2 separate regions of the Homo sapiens genome follow, and region 1 is linked to region 2. The links are chromatin loops, found by intact Hi-C in ENCODE. Cell type or tissue: endothelial cell of umbilical vein. All regions are shown on one strand. Links, peaks and the distances in the headings refer to the core of each region. The heading gives the core; the rest is flanking DNA.

The links. A loop is a pair of places that touch in the nucleus more often than their neighbours do. Peaks named below come from ENCODE experiments on the same cell type or tissue, not always from the same donor. Only the 100,000 strongest peaks of a DNase experiment are listed, where the experiment ranks them.
Region 1: a loop joins it to region 2, with 10 times the contacts of the local background. A loop is called at or near these places in 66 of 110 quality-filtered maps.

The regions. Positions count from the first base shown.
Region 1 is chr7:111,760,672-111,767,035 of GRCh38, forward strand. It overlaps DOCK4 (dedicator of cytokinesis 4), which reads right to left. Exons shown (of 53, transcript NM_001363540.2): 38 at 6,361-6,364; 39 at 4,447-4,551. It overlaps LOC124901726 (a long non-coding RNA gene), which reads left to right. Exons shown (of 2, transcript XR_007060478.1): 2 at 5,384-6,203. Among named protein-coding and RNA genes, the nearest start is that of DOCK4-AS1, 45 kb to the right of the region's middle. In endothelial cell of umbilical vein, for the core only: CTCF peaks have their summits at 2,712 and 2,947 (motif pointing right); a DNase peak (open chromatin) is centred at 2,890.
Region 2 is chr7:111,852,246-111,858,609 of GRCh38, forward strand. All of the region lies in intron 23 of DOCK4 (dedicator of cytokinesis 4), which reads right to left. Among named protein-coding and RNA genes, the nearest start is that of DOCK4-AS1, 47 kb to the left of the region's middle. In endothelial cell of umbilical vein, for the core only: a CTCF peak has its summit at 3,174 (motif pointing left); a DNase peak (open chromatin) is centred at 3,156; H3K27ac peaks cover 260 bases.

The sequences.
Region 1 (6,364 bases), core at 833-4,832, 92 kb before region 2:
AGTACATATCAAATTCATGTGGGTAATTTCACAATTTGGAGGAAAAGTAAATTTGTTGTCTGCTTTTTGTGTGTGTGTGTGTGTGTGTGTGTGTGTGTGTGTGTGTGTGTGTATTCTGCCGTTCATGATGCTCTCCTTCAGTTAAGAATGGTGAAGGTTATTTCTGAGGTAGGTTAAGACAGCTGGAAAGATGGGAAGGTTTCCAAAAAGTACCTGAATGATCTGATTAGATATGACGGATCTCTGACATTTTAATGATAATGAAGTTGTAATTGAGCACAGTCATTGATGAAGCACACTGCATGTCTTATTTAACTCATATAAGCTTGAGAGGTAGTCAGTGCCCCCTACAACACCCCATTTTATAATTGGGGAACCAGGGCTTAAAGTCTTTTTTTTTTTTTTTTAAGATGGAGTCTCACTCTGTTGCCCTGGCTGGCATGCAGTGGTATGATCTCAGCTTACTGCAACCTCCGTCTCCCACTTCAAGCAATTCTTCTGCTTCAGCCTCCCAAGTAGCTAGAATGACAGGTGTGCACTACCATGCCCAGCTAATTTTTATATTTTTAGTAGAGATGGGGTTTCACTGTGTTGGCCAGGCTGGCCTTGAACTCCTGGCCTCAGGTGATCTGCCTGTCTCGGCCTCCCATAGTGCTGGGATTACAGGTGTGAGCCACCACGCCTGGCCATGGCTTAATGTCTTGAAATACTTTGTCCACGTGTACTAGATTGAAATTCTGGTCTGAGTCCAAACCCTGGGCTCTTTCTACTCTGAACATGGCCTAGTGTATGCAGGAAAAACACCTAGGAGCTACCAAGACCAGGAAAACTTGTGGGATCTCAGGCCCTGGAGATCTTCAAGTTAAGGGGAGATCAGTTTGGGGCCTAGAGGAGCTGAGGTCCAAGGTTTTCTCTGTTTTTCCGCTCTATGAGGTTCTTATGTAAAACGCCGTAAAGAGGGACTCCAGGCCACAGAGAGGGAGTGAGAAACAAGTCATGGGCAGAGGCTCAGTTCTTCCGCAGGGAAAGGGCAGCTGCAGGCAGGTAGAGGAAATACAGCAGGAACTGGGCTGGATAACCTACCTCGGTTCCCCACAAACCCCTAAATATATCATGATCTTTTGAAAAACACAAGGTTAGGGCAGGCTCTACCTATAATTGTGGACCCCATACAATTCTAGATTTAAAACTTTATAGATAAAAGTTACAATTTCTGATGCTGTATTTTAAAAATTCTACTCAAAAGATAATTAATTTGCTTGGTAAAATAAAACACAATACATCCCTCTCTGCCTATTACAGGAGCCCCCAAATAAATATTTGAATATCCTAGTAAATGAAATATATTTTAAAACAAACAATGCTTATATATGACAGTTTGTAAAAATCGGGGCATTTGCTCTAAGAATACAGGCATTCAATGGTATTAAGAAGCCATTTTAAAATAAAATGAAATTTTGGGTCTGATATTTGGGTCTCTAAGAAATAAAGCATCTTCCTTATCAGTACTCTTTTTTTTTCTAAAAAAACACATAGATTTATTGAGATATAATTCACATACAATAAAATCCACCTTTTAAAAATGTGCAATTCAGTGGTTTTTAGTATATTTATAGAGTTGTGCAAACATTAACAAAATTTAATTTCAGAATCTTTTCATCATGTCAAAAAGAAACCCTATACTCATTAGCAGTTACTTCCTATTTTTCTCTTCCTCCAGCCAGTCACAATACTACTTTTTGTTTCTATGGATTTGCCTATTATGGAATTATACAATGTGCTGGCCTTTTGTGACTAGCTTTTACTTAACATAGTATTTTTAAAGTTCATCCATTTTGTAGCACATATAAGTATTTCCTTTCTTTTTATTGCTGAGTATCATTGCATAGATATGCTGTGTTTTGTTTACCCATTCATCAGTTAATAGATATTTGGGCAGTTTCTACATTTTGGCTATTATGAATAATGCTGCTATGACGATTCAGATACAAGTATTTGTGTAAATATATATTTTCAATTTTCTTAAGCATGTATATAGAAGTAGAACTTCTGCGTTAATATTCTTTAAATAACCCATTTTGTTTTGTTTTCTTTTTTTTTTTTTTTTTTTTTTTTGGAGACAGGGTCTCACTGTCACCCAGGCTGGAGTGCAGTGGCTCAATCACAGCTTACTGAAGCTTTGACTCCTGAGCTCAAGCAATCCTCCTGCCTCAGCCTCCTAAGAAACTGGAACCACAGGCGCACGCCACCGAACCTGGCAATTTTTTTTAACTTTTAGTAGAGATGGGGTCTCACTATGTTGCCCAGGCTGGTCTTGAACTCCTGGGCTCAAGTGATCCTCTGGCCTTGGCCTCCCAAAGTGCTGCAATTACAGGCATGAGCTACCGTGCCCAGCTAAATAACCCGTTTTTCATGAGGGGAAAAATCCCTACTTAGATCATAAAAGTGGATAAATGTATTTGAGTGCTAAAAATTATCTTGGAAATTGATCAAACAACAAAAGACTTCTGGCCTCAAGCAATTCTCTTGCCTTGGCCTCCCAAAGTGCTGGGATTACAGGTGTGAGCCACTGTGCCTGGCCAAAAGGATGTTTTTAATGTTGATATTTGTTTGCTTTTAAATCCAAGACCAGACTAGAATCTGATTCCTTAAAAAAAAGGTCAGGCTCCAGGATTCTGAAGAGTGTAGTGCCCTTTAGAAACCAACAGAGGGGGACCCTTCTCTTTCATTGTGAAGCAAATGCCATTTATACCCAGGAAAGCTATTTTTAAAAGAAGAATGATATAGAAGATTGATTTATTCTAATTGACTTTTTAACAAAATTTATTCTATTTGCTAATGCAGTTTTCCAATTTGCTAAACTCTCTTTAAAATTATGACTCTTAAACTACTTCTAATTTTTTAAAACTTTATACTTTTAATTATAATCTTTCAGACATGACTCTGCCAACAATGTCATGTCTGTTTGTGCCAACAGAGGGAGACGACCTACTGTGGCAGGGTCGTGTCTAGACCCTGCTGCGCAATCCCCAGCCATCTGTGTGGCTATAGCTCTAGACTGTCTGCTGCTCTGCTCAGAACCTGGATCCAGGCCATCTGCAGTCCTTAGGGGGTTGCTCATAACAGCTTGGGATCAGCTACACCTCCAAAACGTAGTCTTTTAAATTCAACATGTATTCTGACTTTGCCATTTTTTAATTTTCATTTTCTGGGGGTCTTGCTCTGTTGTCCAGAGTGGTCTGGAACTGTGCTCAAGTGATACTCCTATCTCAGCCTCCCAAGTTTTTGGGATTACAGTGTGCCACTGTGCCCACTTGCTGCTGTTTTTGATCAGGAATCAAGATTTCCTCCAGTTTTAGGCAGGCCCACCTGCAAAGTCAGCTTTGTGACCGCCCACTACACTGTGTGGAGTCTCTTTTAATGCAACAAGGAGATTTCACATTATGTCTGTGTAGCACCCAAATGCATGGTCATTTCAACTGACTAAAGAAAACATCTGTTCCACGTGATACTAAAATGAACCTGTATTGGATATTTTGGGATCTACCTATCTGTCTTTTTCATTCTGAAAGGCAGATAATGATTATTAAACAATAAAGTGAAATCTTTCTCTTCTTCTCCAAGTACACCCATCCTAGTATTCTGTCATATGTGCTGACAGGCAAGATTTAGGTAAACACAAACATCAAAATATTTCTGTATTGAGAACTAAAGTTGTAACAATTGATTCAATTTTATAAACTATCCCAGATACCTTTCCTTAGTTGCTTGGGGAATTACATTTGCTCTTTTAAGCAATGTTTTTGTACAAGGAAGGTGTATATACTGAAGTATTCAATAAATATTCAAGCATAGAAGACACTACTGGGCAGAATGTGAAAAATGAAAAGAATGGAGTTGAATATTTTATTATCTTATAGGTGTCTTAGAATGTCTAAAAGTTTTCTCTTTGTAGAAATGGAGTTTATACTAGCAATAAATTGGGTCTCTTTGCTGGGTGACATTTATCTTTTTACAAATTCATCAAAATGGCCAAACAACACTCTTTACATGGTGCTGGAGGTAGGGTTTTCACATGATGTGAAACTGCATTGCTTTCGATACTCTGCAACTCCAAGCCTCCTGCAGTGCCCCACCATTTTTTTTCTAATACTAACTTGATGGAAATTGCAGACTGAATTAAAATAGTGGGTATCAGACAAGGGAAACTATAATTATCAAAGATTGCTCACAAAATATACCAAATTTAGGAAGGGGTTGATTGCTATCTCGGAAATTATTTAAACAAGGCATTCTAGATTAATATAGTGTCTGCAAAGTAAAAGTTTAAAAAAAGTCTCATGCATATTATTACCTGTCATATAAAATGTCATTAACATCTTAGTTTTCTTGATTGGGATATCTATATGAGAGCTGTGAAAGCAAATTAAATAGTATATTACTTACTCTTAAGAAAAATGGAAATTTTTTTCCATAAAATCCAACTCTGAAGAACTCTGGTTCAAGACGTTGCTGGTCCATAATTTTGTCATACAAAGAGGCTTCCATCATCTAGAAAGCACAGGAAACATTCTAAGCATTTTATCTCATCTTTCGGTTCTATCAAATTTATAGAATAAGATTTCTTTTTTACATAAAGGAGAACTTTATTTTAATTGAGTTTGCTGGAAAGAAAGTTTGACTTTCTTTTTGATGCTTTAAGTCGGGGATTGGCAAATTTCCTCTATAAATGTCCAGAGACTATTTCACATTTTGCAGGCCATATCGTCTCTTCACAACTACTTAATTCTGCTAGGCCCACAGGCTGTAGTTTGCTGATCCCTGCTTTAAAGGATCAAGTGTATTATCACATGTTATCCCCAGAGAAAAATTATTTCTATGCATGTAGTCCTATCAAGAAAAATATTTTCTTCACAATCAAGTAGAAATTAACATGAATTATTAGAGGCAAAACTTTTCTAGAGAATTCTTGTGCCAGATGTACTTACCTGTGGGTTTGCCTCCACCTGGCACATGGTAATTCAGGACATTTGGAAGGTGCAATCTTGCACAGGTTGGGCAAGGATAAAACAACAAACCAAACCAAAGGAGACCCATAGTGCAAAGTGCTGTCTGGGCTGAAAGCTCTTAAGTGCGCCTGACAATGTTGAAACTATGAAGCATATAAAGCTTATGGTTTCCCATTCATGGTATTATCATCCCCAGGGTTTCCAGAGAAAGACTAATATTACACTTAAAGATTCCCCCTCTATCCCCCCTCTAGTAACAGCACCCCAAAGAGCAGTTGGCATGAAGTGTAATGCTTTGGGTTTATAAAAATCTTAGTGACTATGGCACCCAAGGGCTCTCACAAGTAAACATCATCACCTCGCTTCTGTTACAGGGACAGGATGCCAAGAGATGAACAGCAATGTTTTCATATAAAACTGCAGTGCCTGCCAGAGTCAACATGATGGACTGAAGTTAAAACAAGCTTTTTCTCTTTCGTTTTCATGTTAGGAGAAGTATCGATGAACTGCTGACATGAAATACTGTGCCAAAAGGACAGAGTCAGTTCCTGCCAGTTGAATAAATTCCTTGTTGGGATATAAGGGATTTTATGAGCTGTTACAGGTTTATGGTATTATCTCTTAAATGGCTACCTCAAAATTAAAAGGCAATATTGTACTCTTTTTTTTAATGTATAAAAACTGATGATCCTATTTTAGAAACCCTGAAGAACTGAAGCACTCAGCAGGATCTTGTGTATTACAAGATGACACAAACGTTCATGTTGCTCAAGAGTAAGGACTTGGAGGGCAAGGAGGACTTGTTTGAACCTAAGAGCAAAGCAGATATAAAACATTTGGTTCAGAGAAACAGAATACTCAACTCCTTGAGCTCTTAGGTACTGAAACGTTGATCTAAGTCCAGCAAATAAAAACACATTGCTGAAGCTAAAGAGAGGTGACACCTACAGAATTTGGCCCTAAATTATTTAGAAATAGGTCAGCCATTCCTACAGATTTGCAGATTATGGGACTAAGAATGGTATATTGTTACAGAAACTTATGTGTAAGTGGAAACTCTTCAAACAGGGTGGAGATTTTCCACAATAAACTAAAAGTGTTAATCCTGGATTAGATTGTATATTTCATATGTGGTATTTAAAACAGATCAAGTGCTCACTTTTTTATATTAAATAAAAGCATTACACAAATCAATTTGCTATTTCTCTATATAAATAGCTAAGTATGCTTCAGAGGATTTATCTTAAAAAGGGTTTCTGCAAGACCACAAAGTTAATTTCATAGAACCACACTGGAAAGCTAATCACAAAGGGAGGCTATGGCCTGATCAGGATGCATCCAGGCACCTTACCCGC
Region 2 (6,364 bases), core at 1,326-5,325:
GAGCCACCATACTCAGCCGGAGTCTCCTATTTCTTTTGATGCCTGCCACTGGGTTACCAAAATAACCAGGTCTGGCCTCAGGTTTAGCATCAAAACAGACAACATAAGGCACAGGCATTCTATACATTAAGAAAACAAATACAGAATATTCAAATCCAAACTTGTAAAATAATTCATTGCAAGCCTTCTTTAAACAGTAAGCCTCACCAGGGAACTTAAATACTTATTTACAAATCAATTACTTAACAAAAAGAACCAGAAAAAAAAAAAAAAACCCTGAAAATTTAAGTGCCAGTAGTCATTGCCTAGTAATGTTTAATTAGAAAGGAAGATAAAGCTTATCTGATATGTTCCTTCAGCTAGGGGGATTTGATTTCTAAAAATTCAATTTGCAGCCAATTGTTAAGAAAATATCAACTGCAAAAAAGTAAGTAAGGTGGACAAATAATTTGTGTGTGGCATGTATACAAAGAAATACATAACAACCCAGCTTGCAGATTTGCTTTTTCTCCATTACTTGGGCAATGCCAGCCAGTGCAATTGATAGACTGGGTGGGTAAATGCCAAACAAGCTGACTGGTTGATATGCTAATTCTTACCTTTAAAAGAAAACAACCAGGCCCATCAAATAAGACCCCCCATAAAACAATCCAAGTTGAACATTCACTAACTTTCCATGCATTTAACAACAGAATCTGCCGTGCAGGTTCTCTCCTTGAGAGGGCCGATACACTCATATTCCACATCTCAGATAAAGCTCACTGTGTTGTATGTCTCCTTGAGTGTATAAGGAGTGACTCTCATTTACTTTTTTGGTCTACACTTGAGTGGATATACAGCCAGCTCCCATCAGTAATCCCCACTGGACACGGGACTAGGAAGGAACAAGGGAAGCTGGGTAGATTTCCTCCTTTAGGTTAATTTTGAGGAGTCATACTTTTGCCTCCTCTATCAACAAGCTTTAGACAGGGATCCTTGAAGTCAGCATCAGTCACCAAGAGCGCGAGGTCTGTGAGTTCCATGGCAGCACACAAGGGTTGGCCGTTACATTCCACAAACTGGGCTCTAGCATGGGCTGGACGTGGGCACTGCTGAGGGGCGGCCTCAGTACGGGGAGATTGTAAACAAGGGAGGCAGAAGGACATGTGGCAGCACAGCTTTGCATGTAGCAGAGCTGCTGACTACAGAAAGCCTGACATCAGAGCTGGGATGGGCCTCTGTGATCAAAGCCACCAGGAATTGAACTGCCAAAGTCAGAGCCAGTCGCAAAACCTGCAAACAAGCCTTTCAGACACTGGAATACAGACAACAAGAACTCAGAGAGGAAAGGACTGCAGATTCAGTGGGCTACGTTCTCATGCAGACAATGTCAGGATCACAGAGGAAAGCAACAGTGGAGGGCTACGGATGATCCCTGTATTAAGCTCCCAGATCCCACCCACTGGCTTTAATCCCACCCTGAATGCCTCCACCTCAGGCATCCTTCCTAAAGCAAGACACATGTACTGTGTACATCTTACTTTTGGTAGTTACGCCACCTCCTGGCCTGGGACTCCTACATAGCCACCCTGCCACACACTGTTTTATTGTCATATTCATGCTCATCCTGAGCTCAAAAAGTTGCTTTTCCAATAAGATTTTTTTAAATACACATCATTTATTCAGTAGCTTTTTGTTGTTGTTGTTGTTTGGTTTTTTTTTTGCTTTAGATGGAGTCTTGCTCTGTTGCCCAGGCTGGAGTGCAGTGGCATGATCTCGGCTCACTGCAACCTCCTCACAGGTGCAAGTGATTCTCCTGCCTCAGCCTCGGGACTAGCTGGGGCTTCAGGTGCAGTCCACTGCACCTGGCTAATTTTTATATTTTTAGTAAGGGAGGAGACCACCCCTCATATTGTCTTATGCCCAATTTCTGCCTCCAAAGAAAGAAGAAATGAAAATTAAAAGGCAGAAATGAAATTCACAGGCAGACAGCCTGGTGCCACACCCTGGGCCTGGTAGTTAAAGATCAACCCCTGACCTAATCGGTTATGTTATCTATAGATTACAGACATTGTATGGAAAAGCACTGTGAAAATCCCTGTCCTGTTCTGTTCCATTCTAATTACCAGTGCATGCAGCCCCCTGCCTGCTCAATCGATCACGACCCTCTCACACGGACCCCCTTAGAGTTGTAACCCTCAAGAGGGACAGGAATTGCTCACTCGGGGAGCTCAGTTTTTGAGACGTGGGTCTTGCCGATGCTCCCAGCCGAATAAAGCCCTTCCTTCTTTAACTCGGTGTCTGAGGAGTTCTGTCTGTGGCTCATCTTGCTACATTAGTAGAGACAGGGTTCCACCATGTTGGCCAGGCTAGTCTCAAACTCCTGACCTCAGGTGATCCACCTGCCTTGGCCTCCCAAAGTGCTGGGATTACAGGCGTGAGCGACCGCACCCAGCTATTCAGTAGCTTTTGCTACTGTATCCCGATCCCTAACCCATGATTCAGTCAGTACCTAGTGTTCATGAAACATCTATTAAGCACCTACTTTGCACCAGGCACTATTAGGGAAGCTAAAGATATCATTGTGATCAAGGCAAATAAAGTCCCTGGCCTCTGGGGTTTCCCTTCTGGGGTGGAGGAGGGAAACAGACGTTAATCAATGAAATACCCAATTCTCTATTTCATTATAATTGTGCTAGGTGATTCAAGAAGCAAAACACAGTGTACTATAAAAGTGATAATTGAGTGGGTGGGGCACCAAAATTTCTTGAGAAAATGAGAGACTAAACCATGAAGGATAAATGGGAATTAACTCTGTTGGGCAGGAGCTGAAGAAAGTGGATTCCAAACAGAGAAAAGTAGCAAGGAGATGAGATGAGGCAGGTGGACGGGGCCACATCACAGGGCATGGAAGATCAATTCTGGAGAGTGCCCCCCAATAAAACAGAACTGGGATGTGAGTAGGAGCTGGGAGTGACATCATCTGGTATGTTTCTGAAGGTAACTTTGGCTAATAGATGGGTGGTGAAAGGAAATACAGGAAACAAGGAGAGAAAAGACAGAGGCAGCTCAGAGCAAGTGCAGCTGGACTAGAGAGGAGGCAGTGGGGGTGTGGAGAAGCTACAGAGGCACGTGAGGTTTCTTGGCCACAGACAGAGACAAAGGGCAAAAGGGAGAAGGAATGACTCTGAGGCTTCTAGGTGGATGGTGCTGCCACCTACTGAGCCAGGAAAGACTAAGCTCAGAGAGAAAAAAGTTGAGATTTTCATTTTAGACATGCTGAGTTTAAGGAGCCTGTGAGATATCCACCAGAGATGTTAAGAGCACAGTTGGATACTCAAGTTTGGAGCTCCGAGGAGAGATCTGGCCTAGAAATATAAATGTGAGAGTTAGGTCAGCACATGGATGGCACTAACTGAGGCTAAGCAGGTGGAATGAGCCCCAAGATTTGCTCAGATTTCCCTGCTACATGGCACCCTGGAAACTTGCCCCATCACATACGCTGCTGTACTTTATCATATTATAATTATTTGTTCGACATCTACTTTTGTGCTTTACTGTAAACAGACAGAGAGCAGGGACTCTATTGGTTCAATTTGTTATAGTATTTCCATCCTAATATATTTCTAATATAATACTGTGGAGTCTGTCCATAATAAATATTTGTTGAATGAATGGACTCCATCATGAGTTCTACTGGATATTACAGGCTACTCAAATAGAGCCTGGCATTTCTGTCTTCAGGTTTAAACACAGCTTAAACAGGAAGAGTGAGGAGGCCCGTTATCAGTCTGGTTTACAATGACTCCATCTGCTGGTGCTTGCTCTGAGCACGGGGAGACAGCAATTCCCACTACCTTGCAAGCCACGGCAGCTGCCTGTGACACACATGCTCCCCATCCCTCTGAAAATCTGTGCAAATGTGGATGAGTGACGTGTAAGAAATGAAATGATACAGGTGTCACCCTTTCCCCAGTAATGTGCTTGTTATACTGTCAATCCGCATTGAGAAGTTCAGAAACATAGTAAGAGAACTAAGTTGAAAGGGAGTCTTGTGACTCCCAAAATATGTGAGTTTACATTTGTTTTCAAAACCCACAGTTAAAACCTAGGGGCAACTATGATTTCAGTGAGGTATATTTTTCATCTTAAGTTCTATGTGCAGGGTGAGGTGTTACCTAAAACTATTAATTTTATCTTTGCCCTGTCTAGAGACAGATGTAGAAACTGTTTTTCAAAGATACATCTTTCTAGGTTCTTGGTTAAGAACATCCACTTAAACATGGTTATAGCTGTTTAGCCTTTAACAACAACAACAAAAACAGAAAACCCAAAATCATTATGTGGGCAAATCTTTCATAAAATCCAAGAAAAGAGCCTGAAAAACTGTGGAAACTGTTAAACTTTCAGCAAGTGCTTTCAGAGCTCCCTGATGGTGAACACCTGGAAAGGGCTTCACCCTAGAGTTTTTTCCCTTTGGAAAAGCCTGGGGAGAGGGAACCAGAGGGGAATACGGGTAAGCGGGAAGAGGAGGGGTGAGATAAAGGGATTGAGACTGAAGGAACAAAACACTAATGATTTTTAGCCAAAGGCTTTCTTGAGGTCCCAGGTAGTTTTTGAAAATATACTTTTACATTAGATCATCATCACAAATTCCATATTTAAAAAAACTAAGGTCTGTACATTTTTTGCAATGGTCCTGCATTATTACTCTGCTTCTAGAGAAAAAAGAAGCCCTTATTTCTGCAACTTTATTCTTTCTAAGGACTCTCTATTTTGCAAGCCCTGGCTAGCAGAAAAGTTCTAAACAAATGTCATTTTTAAGAATAAAAGAAATGTAATCACTTGCAATGCAATAAAACCCAACACTAAACTACACTTTATAGTTCTAAGAAATAAAAGCTACTAGGCACTCATCAACTGTAGTAAGATTTTATTCCTGAAGTTATCAAATTAATAGAAAAACCTATCAAACATCCTTTCTTTATATTATGGCCTAAAATGTTGGAGAGCATTAATTCTTAGAGTATACTTTAAAAATAGTCTAATAGTCTACCTTTCTCTATCTTTCCATTAATTTTTTATTGCAGTTTTGTATAAAATCCACAAAATCCTTAATGGGGACTGGGGAGTTTCTGCCAAAAAGAAAAACAATTACTCTTGACTACTTAAAAAAATTCCTACCCTAAAACACTTGATTTTTTAGTCTGTAGGCAAAAGCAAGTCGTACCAGCAAGCTTCTCACCAGTGGTACATGATCAGTGCCTTTAGGTCTTTATATTTACTTCTATTATCTGTGCTGGGATTTGCCTGATAAACTGTTCAATTCTTCCAAAGTAGAAACATATATAGCTATTTTTTAGCAAGAAAATAGCTCAGCATTAACTCCAGCCATCTGTTAAACAAATCATCAAGTACCAAGCAATGGTGACAAACGCAAAGTGAATGTAAAACCCACAGCTCTAGCAGATCTGACCTCGCGAAGTCCGGCAGACCCTGTTCCTGACCTCTCGCTATCACGCCCTAAACTATGTCTCTGCTACCCGCTACACTTCCTCCTTCCCCAACAACCTCTCTGCATCAAATCTACCCTTTTGTCATTGCCAAAGCTGTCTTCTCCAAAACCATTTAGACTCTTCTATTCATGGCCTTCAGCAAATAGGAAGAATAAAATCTGGGGGAGAAAGGGAAAAATGAGTTGCTGATTTTTAATGCTTTAAATAAGTCCACCTGGATCCCAGATTATTTAGACATTAAATACCAATCTATTTAGATTCCAAAAGTTATCTGTGTCCTTTAGGTTTGGTCAGATGTTCTAGAATTTGACCTTGGGGGTGTGACTAAGGGGGTGATTCAGTCCTCCTGCCTGCTCTGTCCAGCTGTGAGGCTGCCCAGAGACCCTTAATGCAACCTGGCTTGAATCTTCCCATGACAACATTTCAGACAACATTTCATTCCCTTCTTTGGTGCTGACATTCACATATGTCCTTCTTTCTGTCTTCTCTATGTGTTAATTTCTACTCTAAGCTCAACCATGACTATTCTGCAGCCATGCTTCTTCCTTTGCATGCCTCCTCTGCTTTTTTCTCCTTGGGATTTGTGATGGTTAATTTTAATGTGTCAACTTGTCTGGGCCATGGGGTGTCCAGAGAGTTGGTTAAACATTTTTCTGGGTGTGTCTGTGAGGAAGTTTCTGCAGGAGAATAACCCTGGAATTGCTAGACAGAGTTAAGTAAACTGTCCTCCCCAATGTGGTGAGCCTCATCCACTCTGTTGAAGGCCTGAATAGAAGAAAACGCTGAGTAATGGAGAATATGCTCCCTCTTCCTGATGGTCTTCGAGCTAGGACAATGGTCTTCTCTTGCATTTGGACTTGGACTTGAAC